Linked DNA regions of Homo sapiens: region 1 is linked to region 2. Evidence: read pairs that join two places in POLR2A ChIA-PET (ENCODE). Cell type or tissue: B cell. All regions are shown on one strand. Links, peaks and the distances in the headings refer to the core of each region. The heading gives the core; the rest is flanking DNA. Region 1 holds the start of LHX1 (LIM homeobox 1). Region 2 overlaps AATF (apoptosis antagonizing transcription factor).

Region 1 (15,269 bases), core at 6,428-8,927, 71 kb before region 2:
GCTGTTGGAAGGTAAGCGGTTCCTTTGTGTGTTCGTTTATTACTAAGCCCAACTCTTTCCCCTCTAAAACTCCTTCTTCTCCCTGTTGAGCTGACCATGCTTCTGGATTTATGAAGAGAGATGTTTTAGCAGAAATCCCCCAGAGTGTCCCATCAGCCCTAAATCCCAGGCCCGCTCACCCCCACAAGACCCCATGACACACAGCATGCCAACACGGCTTCCTCTTGCCTATGCATTAGCCATCCATTGTGGCAACCTGACATCTCTCACACATAAAACCGTAAGAGAGAAATAAAATATCTGTCTCTTGGCGAAAATAAAGCTTTGCCTCCCTCCTGATGTATAGGATATAAAATAAAGCCTCGGCTCCAATAGTGGGTTTTCCTTATGCCAGAGTTGCCTTTGCACACACGGAGACAATGAAGACGGATGGTTTGGGACGAGGCCCAGCCTCCTGGGGCCGCCTTCACCCTCTTTTATTATAGTCTCTCCCCCCTCCCTGCCTTTTTCTTTCTTCTTCACTTTCTTTCCTTTCTGGGTTGGATTTGCCTTTTATATGCCCTTCTCTTTCTTTCCCCTGGAACTTTATTTCTCCTGCTCACTTTCTTTCTAAAGCTTGACAGAGATGGTGGGAAAGGAACCAAGTTTCTCACCTTCCCAAACATGCCTGCCACCTCTCCTCACCTCCCCATCTCCGATCCCCAGCTCTCTCTGGACCACCAGCCCCTCTGACTCATTTTGCTGCTGCTGCTTTGAGATTTGCTTTGGTCAAATGTACAAATGTTCCCAAGGGACAATTAAAAATGTGTTTAGTGGTGGGGAGGGGGTGGATTTTTTTCTAGGGAGCTGCCCTTCCTCCCTCCTTTTTCTCTCTGGGCTGGGTGGTTTATAGATCTCAGCATTTCTTTATTTAGCCTCTGAGGAGGCCAACAGAGCAAAGCTGCCACCTCACAGGGGTGAGAGTTGACATTCACCTCCCAAACCTAAGCCTCAAAGCTGCATTACCAGACAGACTGTGGGCGTTGGACCCCTTCCAGCCAACTCAGCTACCAAGGGGACCATCAAGTCCCAGACCAGTCCCCTGCCTCTTCTCCCCAGTCTAAGAACTGAGGGTGCTGTGAGGGAACATAGGGGGCTTCCCCATGCTCACACAGAGAGACCAGAACTGTCACCCTCACAGTCACAGAGACATGACCACCTTCCTGCCTCTCACACACTTGGCGCTCCTTCCCACAGTGCATAGAGCCCACCTTTCCCTCCTTTGTCCCTAGAGGCCTCTCTCTTGCCTGGTGGCAACTGCGCCTCTCTGCGCCTCTGTGTCTCTCAACCCAAGTCTGAGGAAGGTTGTCTCTGGAAGCCTCTCCCCATCCTTGCCCTGACCTCCCACCACTCTCCTTCCATCAACCCCAGACTGCTTCTCAGCCCGTTCAAAACCTCACCTGCCTTAGGGGACTGCGGGACACCGCCCAGGTCCTTGGAAGAGTTAGTACTGCCTGAAAGAAGAGGGTGCAGGGTCTGGGCCCCTGGGGGAACAACATGGGAGGGGGAGCTGGTATTGCAGGGAGGTAAGAAATGTCCCAGGGACAGGGGTGGCTTTCAGCCTCTGAAACTGATCTCCCAAGGTGGAGGGCGGTAGAAGGGCTTCAGTGTGTGTAACCACATCACCCTAATCTGAGGAGATCTTTATTAATGCTGCCCAAAACCTGGAGGGGGAAGGAAGGCAGCAATATCTATGGAACTCTGCCCAAAAGTGGAGGTGGGGGCAGGGCTTAGAGCTGCCAAGTCCAGAAAAAACTCAATCTCAGTCCCAAAGGTCGTTAGCTTTGGGGTTCTCTCTCTCTGTCTCCCCCAACTTGATGTCTCTCCAGATATCGGCAGTGACCACCGCCATTAGGTAAGGGGAGAGAGTCAATTAGTGAGAGGATTAATTACTGTGAGGCACGAGCCCCGTTTGTCTTCCTTACTGGGTGTTCAGACAGAGGAACACGGGCACGCACCCAAATACACATTGTTGTCACGCCGTCTTAGACGTTTTATTTATTTGTTGGATTCCTGCCCAGAGCCGCTTTTCCACGGGCGCAGAGTCTCCCACCAAACACGCTGCCTCTTTCTCTCAGCACGCACTCGCCTGTCCCAAAGCCGCACACCCCCAGACCCGCGGGACGCCCCCTCCGTGCCTGCAGGGCCCTCGGCTCCGCGCCCGTCCCCGCGGCCTTCTTCGTGGCAGGGTCTCTCTCTGGGTCTAATTTCTGTTTCTTTTCCTCCACTTCTCCCCGCATTTCCCCGACAGATCTTTCCTTTCTTTATCCCCGCCTGCTTTTCCGCACTCCGTCTCATCTTTTCTCTGGTTTTCTGCCTTTATTTTCTTTTCCTGTCCCTCTCTCCTCACTTCTGCCTCTGTCTCTCTTTTCTGTTCTTCAGCTCAGCGTCTCCCTCCCAAGATTATCCACGTCCTGTCTTTGCTCCGCGGCGCGGAGCTGACTCGCAACTGGAATCTCCACGCTTGACCTCGCTGTTCCACCCGCTCCCTGCCCCACCCCACGCCCCTGCCCCCCCTCCCCCACGCCCCTGCCCCATGCCCAGGGTCCCTCCAGCGCTCGTGGGAAGCCAGAGTTGTTTACCCAGGCCAGGCACATACCGTGACGCCCCGGCCTGCCGGATGCTGCCCTTTCCTGGCCCTGCGGTCCCTGCTCCCCCTTAACCAGCCCAAGCCCCCCTTGCTTATAAAACATGGCCAGGCGCAAAGTGCACACTGGAGCAAGGTGCCAAGCTCCCCACCCAACTTCTCACCTTAAATAGTGCTCTGACCTAGGGATCTCGGACAAGCCTCCTAACTTGGGCCTCCTGGCCGGGAAAGTGGAGATAGTACCCTTCTCTTCCACCCCCCACCACCCTCTTGCTATACGGTTCAGGGGAGACCGTGATACAAGCTGTGAAGTACTGCACACGAGTAGATCATTTCCATGAGAGAGTGATGGGTGAGATTAAGGCAATTTGAGTCCGGAGAGAACTAGACGGGAAGGAGAGGCGGGAGACCTTGGCGCTCAGATCCGAGCGACCTTATCCACGCAGTTCCCTGCGTGGCATTACCGCGGCCTCACCGAGTCTGGGCGGAGTTTGCGTGGCCTCTGGGACCGGCAGAGTCCAGGGGTGCTCCGGGCTGGCTATTTCCTCCCTCCTCCGGGATGGGTGTAGCAGGGTGTGTACTCCGCATGGGGTAACCTCCTAGAGCCGGCTACGCCCCAGGCGCCTCCTTTCACGGCCTTGTCACTCTTTTCTGCTCCTTGGGCTGTTCTGGAACCGAAGAGAGAGGAGGGAAATGGCTAGGGGCGGCCATCATCCTCGGGATCAATAGCAGCCGAGAGTGACTGGGCAGGCTCTGTCCATGGGCCGAGCGTCATTCTGGAACCTGGAGGGGGCGGGGGCGGGGGAAGGAAGGGAAGTGGAAGTTTGAGAGGGGCACCTTCAGGCTCCCCAAACTGCATGGCAGCTGGAGAGAGCTGACAGAACCCTCTCCAACCCGGGTTCTGACCAGGGTCCCTCTGGGGCTGATCGTCAAGGAGCTTCTCAAGAAAAGAAACCTGGACTGTGAAAGTCACCTCCTAGGCCCTCTGGGGCCGTATCCGGGGGTGCCTGGGAGGAGGGTGGAAAGGATTCTGCAGTCACCGAGCTATGGGCGAAAATGATCCCCGCGGACCCTGGTCCAGAATGTACAGGTCCTGGGCGGTGTAAGTGGCTGTGGGTCTGTGGAGGACATTGGGTAGGAAAACGCTTGCGTAGTTGAGGATGCAGACAATAAATGTGGCCGGGAAGGTGAGGAGGGAAGGTTGGTGCTCTTCGCTGAACGGAACTGGCTTAAATGCAGAGCTGAGCTGAGCGGCTTCGGAGAAGGCGAATTTAGAAAGCCTGGTCAATTTTCTCTCCATGTCCCTGCGACCGATTATGTTTTAAAACAAAAGCTCAATGGAAACGAAAACAAAACAAAACCCACCATTTGTCTAATGTGCTGTCCCCGTGGAGGAGTTAAATCTGGACTCCAAACCTAGAATCTGGAGCCAAGAGGCGCACTTTGAGTTGCGCTCCTGGCCCCCCTTGCAGAGACGCCAGGGTTGGCTCCTGCGGACCTGTTTACTGAGCCATCTGGACACCAGGACGAGCGGAGCCTGACGCCCTAGAGCGAGCGTCCTGTCCTCATCCTCAACTCTCCTGCCTCGCTGGTCCGTCTGTGGGGAGGGGCCTTCTTTCCCCTATACCTAGGTCCCAAGGTTCTTACACCCCTAAATGGATGGAGCAACCTCCTCCTGCCCACCAGAGGGAGGTGACAGGCCCTGGGTTGGGGAAGGGCCGACAGCTAGGTCCAGCTGTCGTCCGGTAGGTCCCACTGACCGCCCCACACTCCACCGTGACCCCTCTGCTTTGCATGAGAAGGAGCCCAGCTGGGACGGGGGCGGAGGCAAGCCACCCGGGACTGGGGCCACTATAGATTCCAGAAAGGGGCGGTTGGGTCGAGGGCGCTGGCGGCGAGAACCGGGACAGCTGCGGGGAGGGGAGGAGTGTGAGGACAGCAGGGCTGGACTGGCCCCCTCCCCGCAGGCCTCACGCAGCGCAGCAGGCTGGGAGGCGCCTGGGGGTCCGGGTGGAAGAAGTGGGGACCCCATGCCACACGGCTTTTGGCGCTTGCGGGGGTGCCAGAAGCCTACCGAGTACCGGTCGTCTTCCGCCGGGAAGTGCCGGGTCCGCAGGAGGAGCGCGAAGCCGAGTCCGAGCCCGCGGAGCCCGCCCCCTAGATCGCAGAACCGCCTTCTCCATCCTCTGCCCTGCCCCGCGTCGGGGTCTGGGAGCGACCGGCGGAGGCCGGCGGCGCGCCGGAGCTGACTAGTCCCCTACGCTCCTCCGGCCCGCAGCGGGGAGCCCACATGTGTATGTGCAAGAAGGTGTGGAGAAGGCGTTAGGGTCCCGGCACCCACGGGTCAGGGCAGAACGCCAACGAGTCGCACTGCGGGTCTCCGCGGCTTCGGTTTCCATGACATGGTGACGCCGGCGGCAAGGCGGGGGGCTGCCTGTGGGCCTTGAGGTTGCTGGGCGGTGCGGGCGGAGTCAGCAAAGGGGCGTTGGCAAAGCCCTAAAACCCCACGGTTCCACGGAGCGCAAGCCAGATTCTCTGAAGCAGCTTCCCCGTTCGTCCGAAGAGGGTATTCCATCTGCACAGCGGGATTCCCTGCCAGCCCAGGTTCACTGCGACTCCGCTTCCCCGAGCATTTCCCCCGTTTCAGCTTCCGTCTGGTCTGCGCATCGCGAGTGGGGTCCAAAGGCCAATTCCACAATACCAGCCAGCTCCGGAGGGACGCCCACTATCACTGCCTTCCATGCTCGGGCCAAATGAGCCTTCCTAGCACCCCCTCCCCCGAAGCACAAAAACGGGGAGCAAAAGTGGGACCGCCCAGCCCAACCACCTTCAGACTCCACTTCAGGAGAAATCCTGGTTAAGCCCACCCAGAACAGGTGTGGTCGAAACGGAATTTAGGGTTTGACTTGAGTGCTCCGAAAAACTACAGTAACTCTTCCAGGCGAAGGCACTCTAGACCAGGATCTGTCCCCCACGTGTGGGAAAATAGGCCCCTGGGGGCGGCGGTCCCGAGTTCCTAGCCAGAGCGGGATTAGGGAGTTACGGGTTCCCTGAGGAGTGAACTATGGAGGGTGTGGTTTGCTGTTGTCTGGGGAAGCCGGTGCCAACCCGAAGCCTGGACAGGGGAGGACTGGAATCCCGGCACACGCTGCCCATGCACTGCACGCCCATCTACTGCAGCCTCTTCGTGGCGTCCCGGCACCCCCCCCTCCTCCTTCCCTCTTCCCAACGCCACGACCACCACCCCCAGCCGCCGCTGGAGCCCCCGGTTTCCCGCCTAGTCGTTTGTTTTTGTACGTAAAAGGTGTCTCCGGATCACAGTTTTCTCACAACTTTCTCGCCAGGGTTGCAACTCCTCACCCGAGGCGCTTCCCGGTCCACTCCTTCCCCCGCGCCGGCGCCGCGCCTCCGGTCTCCCCGCCCCCATCAGGAAACCGCCCGAATCAACTTTGCAAGAGTGCTCTGCGGGAGACAGACACTCAGCTCGCCCAGGACCCGGACCCTGTGGACTTTGGATGGATTGGGGGAGGGGGCACAGAAAGAGGGACGGGAGGAGGGAGATTCTGCTGCTAAGAGCCTCCTCCCCCTCCAAAGATGTGCGCTGCGCTTGGGACAAACTTCCAGCTCAAGAAAGTACGGGGGGACAATGGCAACAGCCGCTGAATTGCAAAGCCCAGCAGTGCAGGGGAGCCGCCTGGGATTCCGGACCCGGCTGCACCCCAACCTTCCACAAGGCTCGGTCTTGGACTACCCCCACTCTACAGCAGAACTCTGGCCTCCGCCTGCGCCTATTCCCGCTCTCTCTCTGTCCCTCCCATCGAAACCCACGCCTTACCGGAGCAGGAGGGGGCCCAGGCACGGTGCTGCCCGCCGTCCGCGCCGCGCGGGGCCGCGGGTGCCGCCGCCACTGATCCTCTAAACGCGGTCTCCCCGCACTCTCCCGGGCCGGGGGATGCAGAATGGTTTACAGAGGGACCGCGAGGCGCTGATTGGTCGCAGGCCGCAGTGACGTCAGCGGGCGCTGCATTAAGGCGAGGGGGCTTCCAGAGCTCAGCCAACAGCCAGGAGCAGTGACCAAGCCGCCGGAGCTGGGGAGAGACGCACCGGGGCGGCGACTGGGCCAGGAGACCAGGGACTGAGGGACGCGCCCGGGGAGGGCCAGCAACGAGCCGCGGCCCGGGCGGCGACAGCGGCGGTCCGCGCCGAGCCGTTCCAGCCGCCGGCCTACTGTAGCCGCTGCGCCAGGACATTTTTTTTTAAAGCTCTCCAAGCTGCCCCCCTCCTCCCCGACTCCTCCCGCTGCAAAAGAAAAACAAAAAAAAAAAAAGGAAGGAGGCTAGAAAGGAAACCCAGATTTGCCACCACAACGAAAAAAAGAAGGGGAAAAGGAAAAGGAGAGAAAGTCGAGCGACTGTGGGGTTAGACGGAGGCAGACAGAGCGTGGGCCGAGCGATGCGGGGCTGTGCGCCCAGGCGGCCGCGAGTTGTGACTGGAGCCACGATGCACGGCCAGGCGCGGTGAGAAGCCAGCCCGTAGTGCCTCCCGAAGGAGCCCGGGCGCAGGGAGGGTCGCCCTGAGGACACGGAGGCCGCCAGGCAGGCCAAGGGCCGAGGTGACTGGGCTGGGGCGGTAGGGAAGGAGCGAGTGCGCCTGGCTGCCTCCGCACGGAGTTGTCCCTCTCTGTTTTCGATTGACACAAACACTTCTCCAAAAGCGGGGAAACCTAAGCAACAACAGCAATCAACACCAAGATCTTCCTCCTACCCTCCCCTCTTTCCCTTCTCCCGCGGTCGGCCCTCGCCCCCTCCCCCAGGCCCAGCGCGGGCGCTCGGCGCGTCCAGACCCGCGGCGCGATGCCGGCAGTTTAGGATCCAAAGCTTCTCTGCTCCTTTTGTTCTTTCCTTCCCTTTTTTAAAAAAAGAGGGGGGAAATCCCAGTGGTGGGCAGCCTGGCACGCACACAGTCGCCCTCATACCCCGACAAAAGCAGATGCACTTTGACTTCTGACAGCTCTACCTCAAGCCCCGGAGAACTCAGCGGCGCTTTCCTCGCAACCCGAGCTCGGCGAGTCGTCGTCTTCTTCTTCTCCGTTTTTATTTATTTATTTCCGTTCCCGCCGCCGTTCTCGCTGACCTTCACTCCTCCGCGGGCTCTGAGCAGAAGGGTCGCATTCTCTCCCGCCTGAGACTTCTTTTCCTCGCCCCGGGAGCTCAGGCGGCGCCGCTCCAGCCCGGGGCCCCGGGACTCCCCGGCTGCACACTTCACTGAGACGCCCCCCCAGGCCCCGATCAGCCTCGTTTCCTCCACCCTACTTTGATTTCCTGGTGCGAGTTTTGGCTTGCACGGCCGAGTGTGTGTCCTCTTTTTGGAGAGACTGGGGAGCTCGTGCCGATTGTCTTCAGGAGTCATCCCCTGGGCTCTACTTTGCCCCTCTCTCTCTCTGGGCCTCATCAGACCAAACCAAAGACCATGGTTCACTGTGCCGGCTGCAAAAGGCCCATCCTGGACCGCTTTCTCTTGAACGTGCTGGACAGGGCCTGGCACGTCAAGTGCGTCCAGTGCTGTGAATGTAAATGCAACCTGACCGAGAAGTGCTTCTCCAGGGAAGGCAAACTCTACTGCAAGAACGACTTCTTCCGGTGAGTACTTTCCTCCCACGCCTCTGCTGCTACCTCCCCGCGGGCCCTTCCCGGCCAGCTTCGGATCAGAGGTTAGCGTGGCCTCGCTGCCCAGTTAGGAACTGCTTCTAGAGAGGGCAGCCAAGTCCCGCGGGCGCCCGCCTCTCCGCCAGCTGGCGCGCTGGGAGCCCGGGACGCGGCCCTGCTTGCATCCTGGAAACTATGGGTCTGGGTTTGGCTGCATGTGCCTGGGAAGAAAGGGTCTGAGCCTGACTCGGCCCAGAAGCCCCTTCAAGCTTGGAAGAGACAGGGCAGCCTCGGGCGTTGTAGCCCGGACTGCTGTCTTTCCCGGAGCCAAGCTCTGCAGCAACTGCATTCTCCAGGCCTTCGGGGTTGTTTGCCCTCCAGGCAGAGCCCAGGCTCCCTCCCGGCCACTACCTTTTCCGACCCCGAGCGGTCTTGGCGGTAAGCTCCGAGCCTTTTGCGTAGAGTGTCTGGGCCAACTGCCCTGTCAGCGGCAGGAAAGAACTCGGCCTTAAAGCCGATCCTGCACGCCCGGGGGTCTTCCCCAAACCCGGACATGCCTCCGAGTGCAGACCTGGACAAACTGCTGCACTGTAGCCTGCGAAGTGCCCGGAGCTTTTTCCTGCTTCCCTGGCTGCCGAAGTTGTCTGGTGGTTCGGCTTCAGCCCCAGGTGACTCCGACTCCCACGGGCTCCGCTCAGTAGTCCTCCTAGGAAACTGCCAGCCACAGCCAGCAACCTCCTTGATGAAACCTGGGGGAAAGCCGAGACCTCCAGCTTGCTGGTGGGGAGACTTCTCCCTACCCCCCTTATTCGTTTAGCATTTTAATTATATTATCGTACACTCACAATTTTGCCGCTCCATTCACACAAACACACAAGTCAACAGAGAAGAACGGGCACAAATGCGAATTGTAATTCCACCCTACGGATGTGAAATATCGCAATTTACTCGGCTGACTTGGTCTCTGCTTTTCTGAGTTTGTGGTCATAGTTCAAACCAGGGAGCAGGAGGAAGAGGGATTCAAAGCCACTCAGAGGGCCAAGACGCGCTGTCCCCAGTGCCGCTCCAGGACTCGTGGCTGGGGTTGGGTTGCGTGGAACCATGAAGCAAAGCTCCGTGCTCGCTGGTATTTCGGGAGAACGCGCAGGCTGAGCCTCTGAGCCTCCGCGGGCTGCCCGGTTTTCCTCAAGGACTGGATCATAGCGGGAGGGTGGCAAACCGTACTCGTACCCGCTGCCAGTGGGTCCCTGAGCCTGGCTTCCACAACCCGCGGCAGAGCGCCCAGAGCCAGCTCCCGCAGCTCCCGCTTTTGCCAACCTGTCCCGCTTTAGGCAAGAGCGTGGCGGCGGCCCCGCTAAGGCTACGGAGGGGGGCTCTCCGCGGCTATGTTTGTTTACCAACAGCGGGGCTAGACATCGCCAACCCCATGCCTATGTGCGGGTCCTTTTGCGATGAAGGAGAGAAAAGCGGCGCTCCGCGCACGTTTATATAGAGTTCTAATTGTAATTCGACTTTTCTGAATCTAATCGGAAAATAAGTGCCCCGTTCCCCCCGCCCACACAGGTCACTGCCTTGCCACCTTCTTTAGACGATGCATCTTTCCTCTGGGATAACGCTGGGAGTGAGGCTGGGGCTTGGCGGGTAGCTTGGGCCCCTGGCTCTAACCGCGTGTATCCCCTCCCTAACTCTTCCCTGGTGCCGCGCTCTCTCTCCTGCTGCCTCCTCACCTGCTTAACCGGAATTCTGCCTCTCTTTATCTCTCTCTTCCCTTCTTTCTGTGCTCCATTCCTCCTCTCCTACTTCCTCCACTTTTTACATCTTCCCTCTTTCTCGCTGTCATCTTTCTCTCCGCCTGTCTCCCCTTGCCCCTGGCTGACCCATCCCCGCCCCCGCCCCCCACCCCCACCCCCCCGCAGGTGTTTCGGTACCAAATGCGCAGGCTGCGCTCAGGGCATCTCCCCTAGCGACCTGGTGCGGAGAGCGCGGAGCAAAGTGTTTCACCTGAACTGCTTCACCTGCATGATGTGTAACAAGCAGCTCTCCACTGGCGAGGAACTCTACATCATCGACGAGAATAAGTTCGTCTGCAAAGAGGATTACCTAAGTAACAGCAGTGTTGCCAAAGAGAACAGCCTTCACTCGGGTGAGGCCCCAATTCCTGGCTGGCTAGGTGCAAGCGGGTCCTGGGGGAGGAAGGCTCGCCAAGGCCCCGGCTCATCTGTCCTTTCCCTCTTAGCCACCACGGGCAGTGACCCCAGTTTGTCTCCGGATTCCCAAGACCCGTCGCAGGACGACGCCAAGGACTCGGAGAGCGCCAACGTGTCGGACAAGGAAGCGGGTAGCAACGAGAATGACGACCAGAACCTGGGCGCCAAGCGGCGGGGACCGCGCACCACCATCAAAGCCAAGCAGCTGGAGACGCTGAAGGCCGCCTTCGCTGCTACACCCAAGCCCACCCGCCACATCCGCGAGCAGCTGGCGCAGGAGACCGGCCTCAACATGCGCGTCATTCAGGTCAGGCCCCGGCGCGCCTCTCCATCCCACAGAGGCCCACACTGCCACTTTGGGCACCCAGGCCGAGCCAGGAGAGCCCAGAATCCAGAGAGAAGTGAGAGATGGAGTCCAGAGGTGGGGTGCCTAGACACATCCCGAGCCTGCGGGACCTATGAAATGCCTGATGCCTTCGAGCATCTAGAAAGTCCTCTTCCCAGCCCAACAGAGGTGATCGTGGCAGTGGAGGGGGAGGGACGGGAGTTCAGCCAGAGGCTGGAGGAGGAGAACTGTTGAACACTCTGGAGAGAGTGGGGAGCCCTCTTTCTGCACATACCCCACCCCACCTCGGGTTCGGAAGGGTCAGAGAAGTCTCAGTGTCCCCCAGAGTCAATCAGTCCCTCTGCCTTCTGCACAAAGTGAACTCTTCCTAAGTCTGCAACTCCAACTTTGTGATCGCTTGCTCCAATTAGACAAGCCCCAGATCAGGGACTTCCCCTCCAAAGAGAGGTGGTTCCGCCGGGAGTCAGCTCTGCTTCCAGCGGGTTGGAGTGAAATTTGGGTATGGGAGCCTACCTGGAGGCAGCTGGGCCTGTGGGCGGAAAGGAGGTGAGACTGCTGAAGCTCCAGGCCAGGGGGAGTCTCTGGCTCAGTGCTAGGTGTCCGGTTCACCGGGCCTGATGCCCTGCGTGGCTGTGGGTGGATGTACCTGCCTGGGAGGCTGGCTGTGCATGTGCACATGTGTGCAACACGGAAGGCCCTGAGGCCTACAGGAGACTGTGAGAACCTGTGTACATGAATGAGAAGTCGTGTGTCTGTGTCACTATTGGCAAGAGGCTGTGGATAAGTATGTTTGGCACTGTGAGATTGTACATGGGTGTGAAAAGGAGATTGTAGGTTTTGGTATCATAGGCTGTTTCTGTGTCTCTGTCATGGTTGGGGGGAGGGTTGCTGCAAGAGACCGTGAAATGGAAACGCGGTGTGTGTCTGACATTATTTTGGAGAGGCGTAGTCTCTATGTGTGTACAGCCCCAGAGAAGCGGTAACTGTGATAGTGTGACTGTTAGAAAAACTCCAGCTATACCACAACTCTCCCCCTCCAGACACGGCGGCCTGTCCAGGTCCTCCTGTGGGATTCCTGCTCACCATTGGCTCAGGGTCCGCCCTGAGTGGTCCTAGTCAGAGATCGCACCGTCACCACTACCCTACACACACACACAAGCGCGCGCGCGCGGTGTCGGCTAGCCAGGCGGTGAAGGGGTGCTGGCTAGGCCCGGAGCACCCCGGGGTCGGGGGTGGAGTCTCGGTGGCCTCACCCCGCCGCCATGTGCTGCAGGTCTGGTTCCAGAACCGGCGCTCCAAGGAGCGGAGGATGAAGCAGCTGAGCGCCCTGGGCGCCCGGCGCCACGCCTTCTTCCGCAGTCCGCGCCGGATGCGGCCGCTGGTGGACCGCCTGGAGCCGGGCGAGCTCATCCCCAATGGTCCCTTCTCCTTCTACGGAGGTGGGTGCGCGCCGAATGGCGGGGCGCGGCCAGGTCGGGGCGGGCTTCGTTGGAAGCGGGTGGCAGCGCGGGGGGGCACGCCTCGCTCTCTGTAAGCCACTGGAGAGTTGGGGCGAGTAGGGAGAAGGCTGGGAGTAAATCAAGGGGAGGCGGCGAGACCGAGGACCCAATTCACGGCCCTGAATAACGGGGGTAGCTGGTAAGGGGCAGCTCCCGGGCTTGCGCCCAGCCTCCTCCCTGCACCCAGGCCCGCGAGGGCTCCCCGCGATCCGCGAGTTCCCCGCGCGGCCTTCCTCAGCCCGCCGAGGTCGCGTCTTCCCTCCCTTTCGGTCCCGCCGGCCCCCGGCCGGGCCCTGACGTCCTGCGCCCTCCCCGCCGCTCCGCAGATTACCAGAGCGAGTACTACGGGCCCGGGGGCAACTACGACTTCTTCCCGCAAGGCCCCCCGTCCTCGCAGGCCCAGACACCAGTGGACCTACCCTTCGTGCCGTCATCTGGGCCGTCCGGGACGCCCCTGGGTGGCCTGGAGCACCCGCTGCCGGGCCACCACCCGTCGAGCGAGGCGCAGCGGTTTACCGACATCCTGGCGCACCCACCCGGGGACTCGCCCAGCCCCGAGCCCAGCCTGCCCGGGCCTCTGCACTCCATGTCGGCCGAGGTCTTCGGACCCAGCCCGCCCTTCTCGTCGCTGTCGGTCAACGGTGGGGCGAGCTACGGAAACCACCTGTCCCACCCCCCCGAAATGAACGAGGCGGCCGTGTGGTAGCGGGGTCTCGCACGGTCTGCGGAGTTCGTGGTTGTACAGAAATGAACCTTTATTTAAGAAAAATAGAAAAAAAAAAACATAAAAAGCAAGTCCCCACCCCCTTCCTCCAGCCTCGAGAACCATTCTCCTTCTGGGGAGACCGGATGGAAAAGGGGGACACGAAATAGGATCCAAATCGGCCTCGAGGTGGGACTGGGATCCGCGCACTGGCTGTCGACGTGCAGAACTGGGGCTCCCCAAAGGAAACGCAGACCTCTCCCCAACTCCCACCTGGACCCGGATCCGTAGACAGACCCCGCGGGCGTGTGCGCCTGGCAGGCGGGCGGCGAAAAGACGTCCAGGGCAGCCGCGGGTGCGCACAGCCGTTGGCGATGCCAGGAGCCGTGGGGAGGGAGGCCGTGAGCACAGCCGGGTGAAGGAAGTGAAGCGGCCCAGGGCGCTCCCGGGCCAGCCAGGAGGGTTCTAGCTCTGGGATATCCCTTATTAGTGTTGTCTCAGAGTTCAACAACAGCGACAAAAAACTCTTATAGCTTCAGAAACGCCGACCTGCCGTGCATCAGGTGGGACTATATATATATTTTTTGTCTATCTGGATTTTTGGTTTTTGTTTTTGCCAAAATTGCAAAATTCTAAATGTAAAGCCCTCCGTATCAACTCTTCTACCTTCGCAAAACTACACATACACACATACACACGTACACGGACACACTCGGTAAGATGGTCTCCAGCCAGACCGCTCAGTAAAATGACTTGAACATCAGCTGTACAAGAAAAGTATTCTACCTTCACACACAAAAAGTTAAAAAAAAAAAAAAAGACTATTGAACTAAAAACAGTCAACTGTTTACGTATAATGTTAAATTCAGGAGTTCAGTGTTTTACTAATATATCCTGTTTTGAAACCTCTTGTTCGAAAACAAAATGTTTTGAGCAATCAACCAAAATTGTTCCTTTTCTTTTCCTGTAGATGTTCTGACAGATTTGCAGGGCTTTCGGCTCACTGTGCTAGTATGTAAAAAGGTGTTGTTTACACGAGGCAAAGAGAAAACATGCTATTCAGACAGTTGCCAAATAGAATAATTATAGCACAAATACTGTAAAGGTGCCTGGCACCAGCAACCTGAGAAAGTGTTAAAAAAAAAAAAAAAAAAGTGTTACAAGATTTAAAAAAAAACATCTTTGCTAATTTTTTTGTCCTGTTGAACATTCATGGAATTGTTAATATGACTTATATAGACCCACACAGGTTTTATTTTTGTGTCTTTAAAATAAAAGTCCAAAATATTTAAATTTTATGGTCAAATATGCAGTCAACAGCTGCTACTTTTTCTTTATATATTAAATTTCTCATATGTCTTTTATTGTTCTAATAAACCTAAGCTTGTGTGACCTCCAGTGCATATTAGACCATTCACTGTATGAAAGAAAACATGTTGAATAAATTTGTGAGTTTTTAATAAAAATAGAAAATCTGATGTTTAGATAATTGGTGTGTTATTTGATGTTTTCAAAGGGGAACCCTGATGGGGAGCTGAATGGGTCCTCAGAAGCCAGGTGGAAAAGAGAGGCAGGATTGGGATGATATATCTGTTTTTGCCTTGGCTATGGCTGAAACCTTTTGCTAATGCCAGCCAAGCTTTTCTCTGTGGCTTCCTGCTGTTATTAGCTACAGATTTACATCCTGTGGATTTAACTGATACCGTTGAAGAGATGTTTGCTGATAAGTTAATATAGAATTTGAAATAGAAATCAAATCCATGGCTAAAAAATGAGTGGTCCAGGTCTGTGATTAGGCATAAGATCCAAGGCATTCCCTCTTTCACTCTCCCTGCACATGCAAAACTGGGCTTGTATCAGATACTTGTAATACATAGTTAGAGGTGGTCCTTTTCAGTTTCATTTCATTTCCTATAGATAATCCGGCTTTCTAATTTGGTAGTTTGAAAGATAATGTAAAGGCTTTCTAATTTGGTGGTTTGAAAGATAATGTAAAATGAATGTATAGTACAGCTAGAAATGAAATACTTTAATCCCTTTCACAGAACTGATATGAAATTGTTGTTTTATAGTATTTGTTACCTTTGAAGTTCCCCAGAAGGAAAACTATTTTGCCTGGCACAAGATACATATTAAGTTTCTCTGAAAGATGAACAAAAATAACTAATATCAAAATCAAATTTCAACTCAAAAGGTTCTAAAAGTAGCTCGATTCTTTCCAGTCCTTCATTAGACTTGGAAGA
Region 2 (15,269 bases), core at 5,248-7,747:
CCTCAAAAGGAAATTAGAAAAATAATTCCATTTAAAATAGCATCTGGCTGGGCATGGTGCCTCACACCTGTAATCCCAGCACTTTGGGAGGCCAAGGCGGGCAGATCACAAGGTCAGGAGATTGAGACCATCCTGGCTAACACGGTGAAACCCTGTCTCTACTAAAAATACAAAAAAAAAAAAAAATTAGCCGTGGTGGTGGGCGCCTGTAGTCCCAGCTACTTGGGAGGCTGAGGCAGGAGAATGACGTGAACCCAGGAGGCGGAGCTTGCAGTGAGCCAAGATAACGCCACTGCAGTCCAGCCTGGGTGAAAGAGCAAGACTCCATCTCAAAAAAAAAAAAGCATCTAAAATAATAAAATACCTAGGAATAAACTTAACCTAGAAGATGAAATATTTAACACACTGAACATTATAAATATTGCTGAAAGAAATTAAAGACCTAAATAAATGGAAAGCTGTCCCATGTCCATGGATTAGAAGACTTAACATTATTAAGATGACAGTACTCCCCAAATTGATCTAAAGCTTCAAAACAATCCCTATCAACATTCCTGTTGCTGTTTTTTTTTTTTTTTTTTTTTTGCAGAAATTAACAAGCTGATTCTAAAATTCATATGGAAATGTAAGGACCCAAAATAGCCAAAATTATCTTGGAAACAAAACAAAACAAAGTTGGAGCATTCACACTTTCCAGTTTCAAAACTTACCACAAAGCTCCAATAATCAAGACATTGTGGTGCTGGCATAAGGCTAGGCATATAGATCAATGGAATATAATTGAGAGTCCGGAAGTTAACCTTTACATTTATAGTTCATTGATTTTCAACAGGAGTACCAAGACGATTCAGTGGGCAGAAGAACAGTTTTTTGTTTTGTTTTTTAACAAATGGTGTTGGAGCAACTGGATATCCACATGCAAAAGAATGAAGATGGAGCCTTCCCTCACACCTACACAAAAGTTAACTATAGTGAATCACAGACCCAAACATAAGAGCTGAAACTATTAAACTTTTAGAAAAAAAACAGGAGTAAATCTTCATGCTGCAGGTAGATTAAGTAAGATGAGGGCTGAGAGAGAATTGATCTTGGTTTAGCAATGTGGAAGTCATTGGTGACCTTGACAAGAACTTTTTTTTTTTTTTTTTTTTTTTTTGAGACAGGGTCTCATGTCACCAGGGCTGGAGTGCAGTGGGGCTCACTGAAACTTCTGCCTCCCAGGCTCAAGTGATCCTCCCACCTCAGCCTCCCAAGTAGCTGGAACTAAAGGCGTGCACCACCACACCCGGCTGGTTTTTGTATTTTTAGTAGAGATGGGGTTTTGCCGTGTTGCCCAGGCTGGTCTCACACTCCTGATCTCAAGTGATCTGACTGCCTCAGCCTCCCAAAGTGCTGGGATTACAGGTGCGAGCCACCATGTCTGACCAACAAGAACTCTTTTAGTAGAGTGGTGGAGGGGGTTCAAGAGAGAATGGGAGGAGGCCGGGCATGGTGGCTCACACCTGTAATCCCAGTGCTCTGGGAGGCCAAGTTGGGCAGTTCACTGGAGATCAGGAGCTTGAGAACAGCCTTGGGCAACATGGCAAAACCCCATCTCTACTAAAAATACAAAAAATTAGCAGGGCATGGTGGCATGTGCCTCTACTCCCAGCTGCTCAGGAGGTCGAGGCAGGAGAATCGCTTGAACCCAGGAGGTAGAGGTTGCAGACTTTTTTTTGGTGGCTCCCGCCTGTAATCCTAGCACTTTGGGAGGCCGAGGCAGGTGGATCACTTGAGGTCAGGAGTTCAAGACCAGCCTGGCCAACATGGTGAAACCCCATCTCTACTAAAAATACAAAAAATTAGCCAGGCGTGGTGGCGGACGCCTGTAATCCCAGCTACTTGGGAGGCCGAGGCAGGAGAATTGCTTGAATTCAGGAGGCGGAGGTTGCAGTGAGCTGAGATCGCACCATTGCACTCCAGCCTAGGCAACAAGAGCTAAACTCTGAAAAAAAAGAGAGAGAGTGAGAGGAAATAAATTGGAGACAGTGAGTATAGACAGCTTTGAGGAGGTTTGCTGTAATGGGAATAGAGAAATGGGACAGCTGCTGGAAGGTTTGAGAGAGAGTTTTAAGATAGGAGATGTATTTTGTATGTTGATGGAAATGATCCCGTAGAGAGGTAAAAATGGATGTTGCAGGAAAAAGGTAGGAATTGCTGGTCAGTACACAAGTAGGGAGGGGTTGGTGTGATGGATAGAGGGAAGGCAGGACTTATGAGTACAGTTGCAGGGAGGTAAGGGGTGAGAGCATGTGCAGAGTCCTCATGTGAGTGCTTCTATGTTATTTTATGGTATTTCTTATGAATGAAGGAGCCGAGAGTGATAAGATGTAGGAGGATATGGAGGTTTGAGAAAAGAGAGGGTAAGAAAAAGTTACCTCAGAGAGTGAATGGACTAGGAAAGCGTAGCTGCACTGTCAGGTAGCCTAAAAGACCCACAGGTTACTGGTAATATGAAAGTGAGGCCAGTTTGCAAGATCTGGTCTTTCTCTCACTACATTCATCCATGTGGATGCAGGTACTGAGATTTAACATGGCTTGGGGTTTTGCCACCGAAGTACAGGGAAATAATCCCTTGCCAACAATTCCGAGATTAAAAATCTGAAAACTCGTAGTTTTGTTTGTTTTGGTAAGTTTGGCAAACTATTGTGGTGGCAGCACCTGATCTGAATGAACATGAAGCTATTTATAGGCTTTATTTATCACATATATGTGGGAATATATATTTTGCTACAGAAATTTTGTGTTTGACTTTGGGGTGCTGCCCCAGACTCCGCTGACACATTTATGACATATGCAGTGTATTACCTTTCTAAAATATGAAACATTCTGAATTCCAAGATACATCTATCCCTAAGGGACTGTGGGTCTGTACGACAAAAGGATAGCTTGCAGGGGAGTTCAGGGTGTATATCAGGGGTGATTATCCTGATGGATTTTGGAATCTCATTCACCTGGGTAAGGAGAGAAGTAAGCACAGGAGGAGAGGAAGAGGGATGCTGAAAAGGTGGCAGGATTGATGGTTTATTGATTCTGGTGGGGCTGAAGAATTATTGGCATCTGAAGGCTAGAGGGAGAATGCTGGAAATATAGGGAGAGATTTATTTCAGCTGGGCTTTTGGTTCTTAAGGGACATAATCACAGAATACAAGTTAGTACTACCCTTTCAGTTTCCTACTTGTGAATCGTTCTCTAGTTCAGAATGACTTCCTTTTTATTCTTTAAACACAAATGACATATAGTAAAAGAAACCCTGCTAAATAATGCTAAAAAATAGTAACTGAGCTGGTATCTGAGAGGATCTAAAACCCTTCTTCCTGCCTTTATTATAAATGGAGGGGGAGGTACACACCAAGACATCCATCTAGTGACCAATGGGCAGAATTTTTGAAGTGGGAACTCTTGGAAAATCTAAACAGCACCTTCTGTACATTGTTACTTTTAGTATGGATTAGAAAGCATGGCTTGCTGGGTACAGTGGCTCACTCCTGCAATCCCAACACTTTGGGAGGTCAAGGTGGGAAGATTGCTTGAACCCAGGAGCTTGAGACTAACCTGGGCAACATAGTGAGACCCTATCTCTATAAAAAATAAACAGTAAAAAAAGTAACCAGGCATGGTGGCTTGCGCCTGTGGTCCCAGCTACTCAGGAGGCTGAGGTAGGAAGATCACTTGAGCGCAGGACCTCAGGGCTGTACAGTGAACTATGATTGTGCCGCTATACTCCAGCCTGAGTGACAGAGCAAGACCCTGTCTCTAAAAAAAGAAAAAAAAGAGGTTTCCTTAAATTTAAAAAAGAAAAAAAGAGGGCCAGGTGCGGTGGCTCTTCCCTGTAATCCCAGCACTTTGGGAGGCCAAAGCGGGTGGATCAGCTGAGGTCAGGAGTTCGAGACCAGCCTGACCAACATGGTGAAACCTCATCTCTACTAAAAACACAAAATTAACTGGGCTTGGTGGTGCATGCCTGTAATCCCAGCTAGTAGGGAGACTGAGGCAGGAGAATCGCTTGAACCCAGGAGACTGAGATTTCGGTGAGCTGAGATCACACCATTGCACTCCAGCCTGGGCAACAAGAGCAAAACTCCGTCTCAAAAAAAAAGAATTGCATAAGTCAGTCACTTAGTCCTTGTAAAATTCCTTTTATTTGTTGGAAACAGAAAAGCAAATTGGCAAGTTTTTTAGCATTTGAATTGCTTTAATTCTTACTCTGTCTTCACTCATCAGGGCCTAATACTGATAGTGATTTACTTACACTTCTAGTTAATAATTAGACATTGGGAGACACGATATATCATGCCTAATGGAAATATATGGGGTCTGATGAGAAAGTTTTCTGTGTTGACTAATAAATTTTAACCCAATGGCCAAGCTTAGTGAAATATTATGGCCTTTGAAGTATTTTAGGGCTTGTGCTGAGAAAATAGTACTGCTTTATTCAATGAATGAATTTATCATTTCTTCCAAATCATAGGCCTTAGCGCTAGCTCCGGAGTGGAGGCATGCTGCAACGCAGAATCAAAAAGTGGAAAAACTAATCAAATCCTTAAAGACCAAGGGCAGTGAGGCAGAATTAGGCTGACTTTTTCAGTGGTAGCCTCTAGCTATACATTCTCTTATTTGAGTAACCAAAGGTGGACTATTTGTAACTTTAGTATTAAGATGCTTCTTAGACCTTATTTGCATAACCTGATTTCCTTTCATTCTTCCCTGTGTCATTCTGTAAATATTGCACTTCCCCTTGCAAAAGGTGGCTGCTTTTCATGCTTGTTGACAAAATCTAGAAGACTGCTTGCTACTTGACTCTTTGATTTTAGGAATATTATTTTGAAATAGGGTCTCACTCTGTCACCCAGGCTGGACCATAGTGGTGCAGTCATAGCGCACTGCAACCTCACACTGCTGTGTTCAAGCTATCTTTCCACCTCAGCCTCCTAAGTAGCTAGGACTATGGGTGTATGCCACCACACCTGGCTAATTTAATTTTTTTTTTTTTTTTTTTTTTTTTTTAGCGACAGGTTCTCACTGCATTGCCTAGGCTGGTCTCAAACTACTGGCCTCAGGTGATCCCCCTGCCTCAGCCTTCCAAAGCGTTGTGATTACAGGCATCAGCCACTGTGCCCAGCCCTTAGAAATATTATTGAATAATCACTGTATGCAAAGGCAGTGGTGGAGTTCCAGGTATTAGGGGTAAGAGTTTCAGTCAGATGTATCCCCTGCCTGCAAGAAGCTCATAGTCAAGCAAGCAAGATGACATAAACATAAATAACCAGAACGCTTGGTGAGTGTGTATCGAAGAATTCAGAAAAGGGAGAAAAATAATAGTTTCAGGGAATTAGAGAAGGCTCCAGCGAAGAGGACATGGCATTTGATCTGGGCTTTCAAAGAAGGATGGCCAGGATTTTAGATACTCTGAGGTTGGAAGGAGGCCTTCTACATAAAGGAATTGTGTAATCAGGGTATTGTGGGGGAGCTGAAGGTCAGGAAAAGAGAATCGCAGATAGTTCAAACAGAATAAATGATAAAGGAGAGGATGACTTCTGCTCCAGTTTCTCATGATCTAGTTTGGAAAAGTCCTTTAACCCATAGCATACTTTTTAAATGTATGACTTACCATTTTTGCGGGTTTTCTATACTTGTTACATTTTTATCCTTTCACTCTTATTTGTTACACATCTTATTTGTTACCTATGTTTGAAAATCAGTAGAAAGGAAAATTGAATTACTGTACTTGTTGCTTGTTAGCAGCTGTGGCGATTTAGCTGTGGAAGATGATTTATTTTAACCTAAATGGGGTTTAGGGACTATCTATGAGCATGATCTGATGTTCCACAGTATTTCTGTTTATTGAATACTTACGTTTTGCTGAGTGCTTTACTTTTATCATCTTTTTAAGTCCCAAAACAACTTTGTGAGGTATAATTACCACTTTATAAGATGAGGAAACTGAATCTCAGGGAGCTCAAGGAACTTGTCTTAAACTACACAGGTAGTAAAGGGCAGAGCTGGAATTCAAGACAGGTAAGTCAGACTCTTTGGCAGATAGTTACACTTAGATTGAACTGTGCAGTACACACTTCACATAAGTGAAAATTCATACCTAGAAGCATTAGCTCTTAGAGAGTGGGAGATGGAAACCTGTAACTGGTATTTGACAAGCCTATTTCATAGATAAAAGATATTTAAATAGAAAATCCTGTAACTAGGCTGGGCATGGTGGCTTATCCCTGTAATCCCAGCAGTGTGGGGGGCTGACACAGGAAGATCACTTGAGGTCAAGAGTTCAAGACCAGCCACGGCAACATAGAGAGACCCCATCTCTACAAGAACTGGAAAAAATTAGCTGGGCATGCATGCCTGTAGTCCCAGCTGCTCAGAAGGCTAAGGTGGGAGCTCTGGAGGTCAGGGGCACAGTGAGCTATGATCATGCCACTGCACTCCAGTGTGAGCGACAAAGCAAGGGCCTGTCTCTAAAACCACACACACTGTAACTGAAATTAATTCAGACCTTTATTACAAAGATGTCAAGACATCTGTCTTGCAGTAAAAGGACCAACTTAAAGAGACTACAGGAAAGGTTAAGGTTTGTGGGGAGTATAGAGGAAGCACCAAAGATGTGCTTGCTCTCATTTCCTGAGAAGAACCAACTTTTTCCTTTAGGAAATGAGACACAAGAGGGAGTATAGATCTGTATCATTTTAATAGTCAAAGAATGAGTTTAAATAGTTAAATGGCTTTTTTGTTTTGGTTTGGTTTTTGGGTTTTGGTTTTTGAGATGGAGTTTCACTCTTGTTGCCCAGGCTGGAGTGCAGTGGCGCGATCTCGGCTCACTGCAACCTCCACCTCCTGGGTTCAAGTGATTCTTCTGCCTCAGGCTCCCGAGTAGCTGGGATTACAGGCATCTGCCACCATGCCCGGCTAATTTTTTTTTTTTTTTTTTGTATTTTTAGTAAAGATGGGGTTTCACCATGTTGGCCAGGCTGGTCTCAAACTCCTGACCTCAGGTTATCCACCCACTTCGGCCTTCCAAAGTACTAGGATTACAGGTGTGAACCACCGTGCCTGGCCCCAGTTAAATGGTTTTTTTTATTTTAAATTCAAGTACTCTTGGAATGGGGAGGGGAAAAAAGGATAATTCTCATCCGCTTAAAACCATCCAGGCCGGGCGCGGTGGCTCACGCCTGTAATCCCAGCACTTTGGGAGGCCGAGGCGGGTGGATCATGAGGTCAGGAGATCGAGACCATCCTGGCTAACAAGGTGAAACCCCGTCTCTACTAAAAATACAAAAAATTAGCCGGGCGCGGTGGCGGGCGCCTGTAGTCCCAGCTACTGGGGAGGCTGAGGCAGGAGAATGGCGTGAATCCGGGAAGCGGAGCTTGCGGTGAGCCGAGATTGCGCCACTGCAGTCCGCAGTCTGGCCTGGGCGACAGAGCGAGACTCCGTCTCAAAAAAAAAAAAAAAAAAAAAAAAAAACCATGCAGATTTGTTGAATAGACCAGTCTATGTGTTTGTTGTGTAGGTCATCTGGCCTATGTAAGACATGTGAGAAGGAGAATATTGTGTGGGGAAGTCATATCATTGAAAATGGCAATGACAAAGATATGTTCAAAAACAACTGACAAAAAACAGGTAGGTTTCTCTATTCCTAGGTCGATAATGGTGCCCTGGATTAGAGCCAGGTTATTGTATATTGACTCCTTTTGTGTAAAAACACTGAAATGGTATGTGTGTGTGGTGGGGGAAATGATAAAGCAAACACAGATATGGTATTTTCTCTCAGAAATAATTGTTTTCTGGCCGGGCGCGGTGGCTCACGCCTATAATCCCAGCACTTTGGGAGGCTGAGGCGGGCGGATCACGAGGTCAGGAGCTCCAGACCATCCTGGCTAACATGGTGAAACCCTGTCCCTACTAAAAATACAAAAACAAAATTAGCCGGGCGTGGTGGTGGGTGCCTGTAGTCCCAGCTACTTGAGAGGCTGAGGCAGGAGAATGGCGTGAACCCAGAAGGCGGAGCTTGCAGTGAGCCAAGATCGTGCCACTGCACTCCAGCCTGGGCGACAGAGCGAGACTCCATCTCAAAAAAATTATTATTATTATTATTTTCCCCTCTGTGTATATATGGAGCTCCTTCAAGGGGCCCCTGAAGGGGATGGAGTGGTGATTGTGTTCAGATGGAGTCTCTGCTCTCACACAGCATACAGTCAGCAAGGGGAGGAGGTAGACGTTATCAAGGAGTCCATGAGTACAGTGTACAGTAAGAACAGCAAAGGTATGGTGCATGTGTGTGAGTGCAGCTGTGGTTAAGAAAGGTTTCCCTCAGGAAGAGAAGATGAAGTGGAGATTTAACAAATGAGTAGAGGAGGAGGCGTGGGAGGTCAGTGGCTAGGGAAGCCTGTTCCCGCAGTGCATATGCAGAAGCAGCCTCTGGTGTGAGGGCCCACGGAGCATTTCACGTACAGAATGAAGCCTGGTGGGCCTGCAGCACAGAGGCGGAAGGTGGGTTAGGTTGGAGAGGTAGACAAGGGCCCTAGTGGTACCCTGTTAAATGTCCTGACACATTTGCTTTTTGAAAATACTACTCTTGAGTACAATGAGGAGACAAAAATGGAGGGACAAGAGTAAATGAGAGGAAATCATTACACTGCCTCAGGCAAGACCATGTCTGTTTTATTCTTGTTTCTCCAGTGTGCTCAAAAAATATGTATGAGGGCCGGGTGTTGTGGCTTACGCCTGTAATCCCAGCACTTCAGGAGGCCAAGACGAGTGGATTACCTGAGTTCAGGAGTTCGAGACCAGCCTGGCCAACATGGAAAAACCCCGTCTCAACTAAAAATTTATACAAAAATTAGCCCGGCGTGGTGGTGCACGCCTGTAATCCCAGCTACTCGGGAGGCTGAGGCAGGAGAATTGCTTGAAACCGGGAGGTGGAGGTTGCAGTGAGCAGAGATAGCACCACGGCACTCCAGCCTGGGCGACAGAGCAAGACTCTGCCTCAAAAACAAAAAAAAAGTATGGGGTGAATGAAGATGATAGTAGCCTGTACTGGGTGGAGGCAGCGGAGATGGAGAAAAGTGGACAAATTCGTGAATATAAGACTTGAGATAGTTGAGATATTGGGTGTAAGGGAAGAGGAATTTCCAGGGGTAACTCTTAGGTCATTGAAGCCTTGAGAACAGAAGGAAGTTCTTGGGGGAAACCCTGTGGAGTGAGAAGAAAATAAAGATTGGAACTGAGTCGTGAGGAGTGGCAGTATTTAATGGCTGGCTAGAGGGGCTGGCTGAATGTGGAGTAAAGACAGAGAGATGCCTCACTGATACCGAGAAAAGAGTGTTTCAGTGAGGTGAGAAAGTCCAGTGTCAGTTGCTGCTTCAAGAAGTCTAATAGGATGAGTAGTGCTAGATGCCCATTAGACATAGAGATCTTGAGACCTTAGCACAGGTAGTTTGAATAGAATAATGGAAGCAGAAATATTAGGTGGTGGAGTTGTTGGTTCGGGAGTGAATGGGCAATGTGGAGTGGGAACATATAGTTGGGGAATAGGTCATTTTGTGCCAATTTTGTATTATAGGAAGGTATAGTAATTCCTTCCCAACTATTTGAAATTATAGTATATGCAATTTATTTTTTGTATGCCTCAAATATGGTATATAAAAATTGCAAGAGACTTCTTTTGGGGATAATTTTTTTTTTTTTTAAGTTGAGGTCTCTGTTGCTCAGGCTGGAGTGCAATGGCGCAATCTTGGCTCACTGCAACTTCCGTCTCCTGGGTTCAAGCGATTTCTCCTGCCTCAGCCACCCTAGTAGCTGGGATTACAGGCATGCGCCACCATGCCCAGTTAATTTTTTTGTATTTTTACTAGAGACGGGGTTCGCCATCTTGGCCAGGCTGGTCTCGAACTTCTGGCCTCAAGTGATCCGCCTGCCTTGGCCTCCCAGTGCTAGGATTATAGGCGTGAGCCACCACACCCGGCCCTTTTGGGGATAATTTGAAAGACTAGGGAGCTGAGAACCAAAAAAGGAGGTAAGGCAGGAGGTAGAGCAAAAATAGATACATTTTCACTAAGAAGTCTTGTGGGAGAGAGAGGGAATTCACAGGAAGAGTAAACCCAATCCTTTGAGTCTGCTTTTGTATCTCCCAGTGAGGAAGTTTGAGGAACCCTGACTCAGCTAGGCTAAGTAAGTTTGATAGAGGGTTGCCCCAAGCTTTTTCCTTCTCAAGCATCTGTGGCTATGAACTGTGGAAGCCTAAAAAGTAGGAATCAATAACTCTGGGTCACAAATTCAGAAAGCCAAGGAATATGTGGTCATAAAGCCAAAATGCTTTTAAAGTTACTTGGTTTTTCAACAAGGGTGCCAAGACAGCTCAGTGGGGTAAGTAGTCTTTTCAACAAATGGTATAATGGGATATCCACATGTAAAAGAATGAAGTTGGACCCCTACCTTACACTATATATAAAAATTAACTCAAAATGGATCATAGACCTAAATATAAGAGCTACACTATTAATTATAAACCTTTTAGAAGAAAACATAGGAGTAGAGCTTCATGACCTTGGGTTAGGCAATGGTTTCTTAGATACAAATCAAAAACACAAATGACAAAAGAAAAAATTGGACTGTATCAAAATTAAAAACTTTCCTGCCTCAAATGACACTCTCAAGAAAGCAAAAAGACATTACAGAAGGAAAATGAATAAGGGACTGGTATCCAGAATATATAAAGAACTCTTACAGCTCAATAACAAAAAGACAAATAACCTCATTTTAAAATGGGCAAAGGGTCTGAATAGACATTTCTCCAGTGAAGATATACAAATGGCCAGTAAGCACAGGAAGATGCTCTGCATCATTAGCCATTAGGGAAATGCAAATCAAAGCTGCAATGAGAATGTATCATACCTGCTAGTATGGCTGTCAGTCAGTGTTTACATTATTATTACTAAGTAAATGTTGTTCTCAAGTGTCTTAGTCTGTTCTGCATTGCTATGAAGGAATACCTGAGAATGGGTAATTTTTGAGGAAGAAAGGTTTCTTTGGTTCACTCTTCTGCTGCTGGGAATTTTGGGCTTCTAGTGGAAGCCTCAGGCTGCTTCTGTTCATGAAGGAAGGCGGAGGGGAGCTGGCATGTGCAGAGATCACGTGGCAAGAGAGGAGGCTAGAGGACTGAGGCATGCCAGGCTCTTTTCAACAGCCAGCTCCTGGGCTCTAATAGAGCGGGAACTCACTCCCCACAACCAAGGGAGGACTTCATCTATGCATGAGGGATCTACCTCCATGGCCCAGACACTTTCCATTAGGCCCCTCCAACATTGAGAGCAAATTTCAGCATGAGGTTTGGAGGGGACAAACATCCCAACTATAGGAACAAGCGCTATATTATGATTACATTTTTCTTACAAATTTGTTTTTTCCTAGAGCTAATAATGCCTGTTTTTAAAAGATTTGCCTAGTTTTCTGTGTAACTATTGCTGTTTTTCCCTATATACTCCACATGCCTTGAATATATAAAATAACCTATCCTTTTGCACCTCCCTTCTACTTTTTCCCCTTGGAGACCTCATCCTAGAGCTCTCTGGACTCTTCTGGCGTGGCTGCACACCAGGCCTGCTGGCTGTATTCCTGGGACTTGCCTTTGCTTCTTCCCTGAGTTAGACCTCTCGTTTCTAATATCTTATGTCTTGATTTTAGTATACTCATTTACTGAAGTACATCTTTCTGTGAAAGAGTACACAGAAAGTAAATTGTTGAGTCCTTACGTGTATGAAAAATGCATTTATGTAACTCTCATTATACTTGGTTAATAATTTGGCTGAGGAGGCAGAGGCTGCAATGCGCTGAGATTGCACCACTGCACTCCAGCCTGGGTGACAGAGCAAGACTGTCTTAGTAATAATAATAATAATAATAATAATAATAATAATAAGGCTGTATATGGAATTTGAGTCTGGAAGTCATTTTCCATAGAATTTTGAAGGTACCTTGCTGTCCTCTGCTATCTGCTCTTGCTATTGAGACGTCTTTTCCCATTCAGATTTCCATTCTTTAATATGTAGGGCGACTGTATAATTTATTATCAAAACTGGGACAGGTAAAGTGCTAGTCTGACAGCATATTAGGACAACAGGTGTAAACCAGGACTTTCTTGGTAAACTGGGACATATGATCACCTCTTTATATGTAACCTGTTTTTTCTTTAACTGCTTAGGATCTTCTCTTTACCTCTGGTGTTCTACATTTCATGATGATGTGTCTTGACAGAGGCCCTTTTTTATTCATTGCACTAGGTCTTTGCAGTTGTATTCCTGTTCTTTCTTTGATTTGGGAAAATTTTCAGTATTCCTTCAAACATTTTCTCCCAGCCTTTGTTAGTTAGATGTTTGACTTTCTGGATTATCCTCTAAATTTTTGTCTTGTCTTGCAAATAAGCAAGGGGATATTATCTTTTTGCCTTTTGGCTTTCTTTTTGTTTTATATCAGAGATTTTCATTCATTTAAGTTCTTCTGTTGGATTTTTTAAAATTTTCTGTTTAGTGTTTAATTTCTCATTTTAGTCTTTTTCACAGCATCCTGCTCTTATCAAAGTATACCCTCTCCCACTCTTGGGATATTCATTGTAAGTTTTGGGGGTTTTTTTCTCCTTTTTAATTATTTATTTTGTTCTCTGCATTGCTTCCTTGAGTCTCTTTTCTATTTGTTTGGTTTGTGCATGAGGATTTCCTCAGATGCAGGCGATCCTTAACTGTCTGTTCATATTTAAGAGTAAAGCATTAAAGTTTATTATTCGGAATCTCTGAAACCTGGGCAGAGCTTTTTGGCTTCTTTAAATATAATTATGCTGTGAACTGACCTCTTTGTTAGAGTAGCCTTGGATGTCAGAATTTGTATTTGTTTGCTTTGTTTTCTATATATCTATTTGTTTGTGCTGCTATAGTAAAATACCACAGACTAGGTAATCTTAAAAGAACAGAAATTTATTTCTCACAGTTCTGGAGGTTGTAAAGTCCAAGAACAAGAAGGTGGCAGTTTCTGTTGTCTGGAGAGGGCTGCTGTCTGCTTCCAAGATGGTGCCTTGATGCTGAATTCTTCTGAGGGAATTCACATGGCAGAAGGTGGAAAGGCAAAAGGGACAGACTCCCTCCATCATGCCCTTTTAGAGGGACGCCTAATCCCATCCACGAGGGCAGAGCCTGCATGACTCAGTCACCTCCCAAAGGCCATTCCTTCCAATACTGTTGCATTGGGGATTAAGTGTTCAACATACGGATTTTGGGAGACACATGCAGAAGACCATAGCAACTTTGAAATCTAATTTTGGGGGTGGGAGGGCAGACACCATTCAGTTTCTTCCAGAAAAGGCTCCTCTGCTTTCCTGCCTAGGAAATTATAGAATGGGATGTTAGCTTTCTACAAATGAGGTGGGAGAAAGGGAGAGGTTTCAGAGATTAACATAGAGCCTTTCCCTTGTACCTCATTCCAGCCTTCTTTGCCTGGTATCCTCTATTCTGGAGCTTCTGTGGTTCAATATTTCCAAAGAATAAAATTTCTTTTCTCTCACGAGAGGAGGTGGGTGGTAGAGGTGGTTAGTCACTTGGCTGTGTGGGATAATGGAGGAGGCCCAAGTGGTTCTGCTCCTTCTCTTTTTCCCACCTTGCGTGGTAACTGCCAGAGAGCTGATCCTCACAGGAATTCTGCGGCCTAATACAATTAGCTTCATCTTCACCTTTATTCACTCTGGGCATTTGGGTGATAACTTCTCCATCTCCTTACTGTCTTGGAAAAATTTATGAAAATATGCACACATTAGTGCTCCTTTTCTCTTTTTTCTTAGGAGTTAATATTTATTTTATTCCTCAACTGTCTCTTAGAGGGGTTGAGAAGAGATAAACTAATGTGTTCAATCTGCCATTTTTAACTGTTTCTAGCATGCATTTTTTCTAATGAAAGTATTATAAATGTTGATTAGATGCTTAATAGTACTATTAGTCCTGTTCCTCATGTATATTGGTATGGGTTAAATAGGTTTCTGTGGCCAACCTGAAAACCTAACTGTATCTATGATTTTCCCTTAGAACTAGAGGTATAATCAAGCCTTTCCGAATTGATTATCTGGAGGAATTTTAACAGACTAGAGCAAAAACATTTTCTCTCTCTCCATTTTCCAAATCACATAGAAAATTACTACAAATACTATATCATCATTGTTGAAATAAAAAGCTCTAATAATTGTAACAGAAACTTGAATTTTAGTAGAAAGGTTTATTTGTAAAGTTAAAGCTATACAAATTAAAATCAGAAGTAAAATTGAATTCTTCAGCCAATATCTCAAATCTCTTTTTTTTTTTTTAGCAACTGTTTTGAAAGCAATTTTCTAATTAAATTTAAACCCAGTGATAGTGGTAGCTTTGGGAAAATAGTAATAGCCACGGGAATCATTTGTTTAACTGTATTTTTTGTTGTTGTTGCTTTCTTTTTCTTACCATGGACACAACAGAATCTTCTGAAATATTGGACTGAATAAACTAGACCTAGCTAGATAGACCAATAAAACAATCTTCCAAGTCATGAATGAGTAAAAATAGTTATGCAAAGCACTTGTGTGCGAAAATGCAGCTCAGAATATGTATAGTACACAAAGTGTTTGAAAGTAAATGCTGCACCAACTTGGTGTTGGAATTGCAGAGACCACTGCAGTGGGGAGCTCCAATTTCCAGCCTTTGGCAAGGGCATATTCTTCCCGAGGATCACCCTGTTGTGCTGGGGCAGCCTTCCATGAGCACTTGCACCCCGGTGACCCTGATTGCCCAGTCTCAAGGGATCTGAGAAAATTAGGAAAACCAGGAACGGTTGTTGTAATCTTTTGTATGGCTGGAACGAGGTAAGGGCAATGAAATGCAGTTATTCCATTATTTTCCTTCCTTTTTATTTTTCTTTCTCTTTTATTTCTTCTTCTTTATTATTATTAACCACTCCCCCTCACTCCCCCTACTCCTTGCTTTTGACAGAATATTGACTAGGAACCAGAAGCCCATTTCTGCTTAGCCTTAAGGGCAGCTGTTTACACAGCAGCAGTGTTACATAGGTTTACTGTGTCATATGTCTGTGTAACACTGGATTTGGATCTTGTATTTAGCTGCCAGAAGTGACTGTGATGAAGTAGGAGAGATAAACTGATAGATTGGCTGCCAGAAAGATGTTGGGAATCAATCAGATAAACAGGGTAGAGAAATAG

The links. ChIA-PET counts read pairs that join two places held together with the same protein. Peaks named below come from ENCODE experiments on the same cell type or tissue, not always from the same donor. Only the 100,000 strongest peaks of a DNase experiment are listed, where the experiment ranks them.
Region 1: POLR2A ChIA-PET joins it to region 2 with 6 read pairs; 4 of 35 experiments call an interaction of 5 or more read pairs at or near these places.

The regions. Positions count from the first base shown.
Region 1 is chr17:36,930,103-36,945,371 of GRCh38, forward strand. It overlaps LHX1 (LIM homeobox 1), which reads left to right and starts at 7,373. Exons shown (of 5, transcript NM_005568.5): 1 at 7,373-8,265; 2 at 10,188-10,414; 3 at 10,508-10,785; 4 at 12,098-12,263; 5 at 12,650-14,510. The coding sequence starts at 8,096. The coding sequence ends at 13,029. LHX1-DT (LHX1 divergent transcript) reads right to left here and starts at 6,559. Exons shown (of 3, transcript NR_135671.1): 1 at 6,462-6,559. RefSeq lists enhancers at 1,645-2,162, 2,163-2,680, 2,763-3,678, 6,680-7,523, 8,366-9,207 and 2 more and a silencer at 11,084-11,269. In B cell, for the core only: no CTCF peak of the experiment used is centred there; DNase peaks (open chromatin) are centred at 6,719, 6,729, 7,689 and 8,409; H3K4me3 peaks cover 1,653 bases; H3K27me3 peaks cover 2,500 bases.
Region 2 is chr17:37,002,341-37,017,609 of GRCh38, forward strand. The region is part of intron 8 of AATF (apoptosis antagonizing transcription factor); the gene reads left to right. Among named protein-coding and RNA genes, the nearest start is that of MIR2909, 24 kb to the right of the region's middle. In B cell, for the core only: no CTCF peak of the experiment used is centred there; no DNase peak of the experiment used is centred there.